2 separate regions of the Mus musculus genome follow, and region 2 is linked to region 1. The links are chromatin loops, found by intact Hi-C in ENCODE. Cell type or tissue: left cerebral cortex. All regions are shown on one strand. Each heading gives the region's core, and the rest is flanking DNA. Links, peaks and the distances in the headings are about the cores only.

Region 1 (2,820 bases), core at 294-2,793:
CAGCTACAGGAAAAGCTTTCAAGATTAAATGAGATATTCCTTAAATCAGGTGAAAGGTTAACACCAAAACAGCAAAACTAAACAAAATGAAAACCAGCTTGATGGCATCCAGTGGAAGCCAGATTAGGCTCGGGGAGGGGGTATGTGTAAATGGATGTTTTGAAGAGAATATGGTAAGAACTTCTGAAAGCTGTTTGCCTGGGGAAAGGGCTCAAGAATAACCTGATTATGATGGCTGGGGCAGGCTGCAAGGCTAAAGGTGACTGTAGGGGAGGCCAAAGGAAAATTGCAGACCACGGGCACAGCAGAGTTACTTTAGTAATCTTTCAAGTACCCAGGTTTCCATAGATAAGATGGGATGAGATCTGTAGATGACAAGACAATTTTAATAACAATGCCCTATAAGATGATTTCCAACACCAGAGTAGATAAGGTGAGGCCATCCAAATCTGAGGAATTCCCCATCAACCATTCGGAGGCAAAGGCATTGGTGAAAAATGAGAGAAAGCAGGAAAGGTAGATATTTGTGTGAGAGTAGGGAAGACTGCAAAAATAATTTACTCAAGAAGTGTAGTAGCACTAAGTGTAGTAGCACTACTGAGTCCAAAAGATGCCCCTGAAGCCATGGGAATGAAGGGGTCATCAGCACTGCTGATCTCTGAGGAGGGAGGGGGAAAGGGGGAGAAGGGGAAGGGAGAGAGACAGGGAGGGACCGGGAGGTCTAGACTGAAAGAGAGAGAGAGACAGAGAGACAGAGACAGAAAGACAGACAGACAGAGATAAAGAAACAGAGGAAATGACAGAGAGAAAGATGGAGACAGAGAGAGACTGAGAAAAGGACAGAGAGACATATGGAGAGAGACAGAGACAGAGAGACAGAGGGAAAAAGAGACAAAGAGATGGAGAGAGACAGAGAGAGAAAGGGAATAACAGATACAGAGAGAGAGAGAGAAAATGACAAACAGAGAGAGAGACAGACAGACAGAGAGACATGGAGAAAGACAGAAAGACAGAGATAGAGACAGAGAAGCAGAGAGATGAGGGAAAGAGAGAGAGAGGCAGAGAGAGACAGAAAGGAAGAGAGAGGGGGGGAGGGAGGGAGGGAGAGAGAGAGAGAGAGGTGAAGGAATCGCTGTTACCAGCTTGCTTAGCTCCTATGTTCTGGACACCCCCACATTTTATATTTACTTCCTTCCTCATGTTAGATTGAGTTTGGATTTTGTTCATATTTAAATAGTTTAAACTTTAGATTTCATATCATAAGAAATGACAGATCTGTTGTTCTGTTAGCAGGGACAGCAGGGTGACACCTGGAACCCACAAGCCATGTCCTAACTGTCCTCATTCTCCTTTCCCATTTTTAAACCTTTAGAATTCTATACATGTATACAATGAAATATGAGGATACATCCATCATATTCCCCTCTTTTACACCCCCCAACTACTCCTAACATTTCCCTGCCTTTATATCCTTGCCCCCTTCTGTTTAAAGTAACTCACTAAGCTCACTTGGTGCTTCCCATATAAGTGTGCGTGTGGAGCCATCTACTGGAGCATGGGCTGCCTAGCAGTGCCTGCACTGCCAAGAAGAGTAAGGCTTCCTTCAGCTGCAGGTGGCTGGCTCTTCAGCAGCGGCTGCCAGGCTTCCTCTTTCTCAGCCACCGCCAAGGTAGTACACACTGGGGGGAATCTTGACTACACACACCCACTTTTACTTGGGAATCCCATTTCTGGGATTAGACATTCATTTTGGACAGGAAGACATTTGACCCAGAGATTTAATTTGTTCCCAGGCCCAAATTCAAGCTGTAGCTGTCCCTCCAAACAAGGCTATTCAGAGAGTTGGAGACAACAGAAAAGGCAAGCTAGACACGTTCAGCATGAGTCTAGGACTGGGCTCCGTAATTTCCTGTGCGTCTTCAGAACAATCTGGCAACCACACAGTTTGTAAACTGTACACCTGAACTTCCAAACTTTACATATTATACATACATACCCATACATATGGATAGATACACGTATATGTATATATGTATATTGTGTATATGTATGTATATAAATATATATGTGTATATACATATATTTATAAAATGTTAAGACATATCTGATTTACTTTCACCACTACAGAATTATGTATATTACTGAAAAATTTAGAAATACTTGTCTTCTTAATAGAATATTTTGTTATGCTATATATATCCCATGTACAAAATAAATGATATAAAAGTATGTTCATTTGTACAGACAATTTTTATTTGTTTGTTTGTTTGTTTATATAGGGTCTGGTTGGTCTGGAACTCAGTCTAAGGGAGGCTCTAATTTGTAGGAATTTTCTTGTCTTAGACTCTTGAGTGCTGGGGCTACAGGCATGAGCTACTCATTACAGGCATTAGACTTGGCTAATGTTTAATTTTTTTTTAAATAGGCTTTTATATGAAGGCATGAACAGTATAGATATATATTTTAATTGTGTAATACTATGTGTATCAGAAAATAATATGTAAGTTATTTATCAAACATTACTGTTAGCTAATATCTAACAGTATCTAAATAACTTTTTGTAATCTTTGCTTACAGTGTGTGTGTGTGTTTGTGTGCTTGCACATGAGTGTGCACACACACCATATGGTTGAGGTGCGGAGTTCAGAGAGCAACTTTTGAGCTTCAGTTGCCTCCATTTATCATGCACCTGTTGAGCCATCTCCCTGTAGTAATCTCTCATAAGTAATTTTTTTTTAAAGACATGTCATCTATAGGTTAAGACCCTGAATTTTAGGATTTTTAAAAGATAGGGTCTCAGTAGCCCAGGCTATTCTTTGA
Region 2 (2,820 bases), core at 44-2,543, 1.9 Mb before region 1:
TAGATTTTAATCCCCTAAAATTCTCGGGAACATCCCAGTTTACAAGTTTAATGCATGAGTACTTTTCTTTTTTCTTTGTCATAATATCTTTCTCATTGGAAGAAGGAACTGTAAAGTGGAAGACAGACTTGGATTAGCTTGAGTTGTGATATTGGAAGGCTCTACAGTAAGCCAGTGTATGTGGGAGTGGGTTATTAGGCTGGATCACACTGTGGCTAGTTAGGTTAAAAAGGATTAATATTTGCAATTTCCATGCTGGTTCAGCTCCCTAGGAAAACGAGGGCGGGGAAGAGGAGAACGGTTTGTCTGTCGAGCTGTCTGATGAGCCAGAGGCTCTTGTTTTATTTTTTATTATTTTAATTGTATATTTTGAGACTAGTGTAAGGTCTAAGGAGAAACCTTGGACATCATATGCATGGCGCTGGAGACCAAGGAGTGGTTCAAAAGCAGGGTCCTAGATCTGATGAGGAAAGGTGAGGGGTGTCTGTCTGTGTTTGTTACACAGGGGTGAAGTCCTGGCTGCTGATTAAGAAGACACATTCATGACGTGGAGAAACAGAGAAGCTGTATGTTTGAGGGACGTTTAGAAAGCAGAATCCAAAAAAAAGGGGGGGGGGGAAGAAAAGAAAAGAAAGCAGAGTCCAAGATTCAGGGTTTGCTAGATATGAACAGGGAAAGCCCAAGAAGCCCCGAGGCTGGAGGGGCTGCGATGCTCCTCTCAGCATAGACCTTGTTCTTCTAAGCGGATCTAAGAGCCGAGAAAACACAGGGAGGGCGCGCATGGCACTTTACTGTCTGACTCCCTGAATGTGCTGTGTGCTCTCCAGTATTAGCATCCCAGTAGTGGCAGACAGTGTGTCATGGAAGCTGAGCATTATTTTTAAAGAGAGTTTAAAAGTTTTAAGGTTTCCAATGTTATTATCGTCAATGTTTTTCATACAGTAAATACATGAAAATATGTTAAAATCCCAGACTTGGGTTTACATTTTAACAAAAGAAATTGATACGAATATTTGGCAAAGGGTCAAGAAAAAAATTTATGACTTCTGATTTTTGTGATTTATAAGTAGATCAATGTAGTACATTTCTATGGTTGAAATCAGTTTTTATTCATTACTTACTTTTTCCATAAAGTGATTAAAATGTTTTTATTACCTAATCTTATTTCAGGTATGGGTTAAAATAGTCATACTTTAATATCCCTTGCACAAGTGTTCATAAATCATTTACTTGTAGCCTTCTTTCAAATTGTAATGTAACCAGTACTCCACTAGATGGCACTTTAAACCTGATGAAAACAGGGTAGGCATTTACAGCCTGCTTTACTTACACAGAAACAAACTGAGAAAGCCGCTACATTTCATAGATTGTTATTGTTGTTCTAGTGGGAATATAAGAAATGTACCATTTTTCCACGTAATCAGACATATGGCAGTTCATTATAATCTTATGTGGTACATGGTTTGAGGGACCTGAGATCTGAGAATAGGTTTGCATTATATAATTAGTTTGAATTGTTTCTTTTGGAAGTAGATCAACCCTATATCTATTTGTTCAGTGATTTATGACTTTAATAATACTGATCAAATATTGAAAACCATATATTTTTTCTTGTTCACTGTATATAGATTTTGGCAACTAAATTTATTAATTTTTTGCTTTCAATTAGGGCTCTAACAGGATGTTAGCTTTACGAGACCACAGCAGTTGTAACTGTCATTTCTGCCCTGCCATCTTGACTGATGAAAAGATGCTAACAGTTAAAACACACACAAGACAAGAGAGCAGACAGGAAATGTATGCTTAGAGGAACAAAATCTCTCCTCCTCATCCTTCTAACACACTCAGTCTGTCTGTCTCTCTGTCTCTGTCTATCTGTCTCTCTTAGCTTCCTGCCCTCTAGGTAGAGAATCAAGCATGTGTAAACTGTGATCTAATATGAGAGACGTTGGGGTTCCAGGATTTATTCTATTAATTTTCTGCAGTTTTGATAGTGACCTATGAACTGAGGGATTCATGTCAGTTTGCATTATATAATTAGTTTGAATAGCTACCTAAAATTGAGTGCTATGTGTATAAGGTGCTGTTTGTGCTGACTTTAGTTGTGAGGGGGGCAGTTACAACTAGTTACTTATGGATTAGGTTTTGGGCTCAATCAGTATGGAGTTTTGGATAATTTGAAATTACCAAAATGCAAAGCTTGTAGTTGTTTTATTTTTTCCTTAAACACAGATGAATTCCCTAAGAAGTGACCCTGTGATGTGAAATTGTTTTTTAAAATGACCATTTCGTTCCTTAGAAACCGTAAATATCTTGGAAATGTTCTCCTCACATCCTTCATTTGAGGGCTTGCTTTGTTTTATGGATTTGAATCCCCATAAAACCTTTTGTTTTTATGTTGAGATTAAAAGTAGCCCGGCTAAAGCAGAAATACTGACTGAAATATCTGTTACGAATCTTTTTCTTCACTTCTCATAAAGCTACATCCGCAGTCTACGTTTTCTGTGTGTTTGTTCCTGTAGCGTTATCTACCTCCGAGATAATCGAATGGAGGAGCAGCTAGGTGGTAATGTAGTCAATGTGCTGCGTGTGAGACCGGGAAATAGCCTCTAAACAGCAAGTTCCCTGCCAGGTTGCTCAAATAAGCCAGGCTGCTTTATTCCCTTAATAAAATATTGAACATCGATGCTTACTTTTGATACTGTGTCTGGTACAATGGCATATGTTATTTACTTTCATTAGAGGAAAACATAATTCTAACACCTATACATGTATGTATGTCTGTACATACCCGTGGTTTACAAGTCCCAATTGTTGCCT

The links. Hi-C counts contacts between places; a loop is a spot of excess contacts. Peaks named below come from ENCODE experiments on the same cell type or tissue, not always from the same donor. Only the 100,000 strongest peaks of a DNase experiment are listed, where the experiment ranks them.
Region 2: it touches region 1 in a loop (9-fold over the local background); 7 of 42 quality-filtered maps call a loop at or near these places.

Annotation. Positions count from the first base shown.
Region 1 is chr6:5,400,023-5,402,842 of GRCm38, forward strand. The region is part of intron 2 of Asb4 (ankyrin repeat and SOCS box-containing 4); the gene reads left to right. Among named protein-coding and RNA genes, the nearest start is that of Asb4, 11 kb to the left of the region's middle. In left cerebral cortex, for the core only: CTCF peaks have their summits at 1,545 (motif pointing left) and 1,747; a DNase peak (open chromatin) is centred at 1,558.
Region 2 is chr6:3,508,686-3,511,505 of GRCm38, forward strand. The region is part of intron 2 of Vps50 (VPS50 EARP/GARPII complex subunit); the gene reads left to right. Among named protein-coding and RNA genes, the nearest start is that of Vps50, 12 kb to the left of the region's middle. In left cerebral cortex, for the core only: a CTCF peak has its summit at 1,275 (motif pointing right); DNase peaks (open chromatin) are centred at 1,314 and 1,888.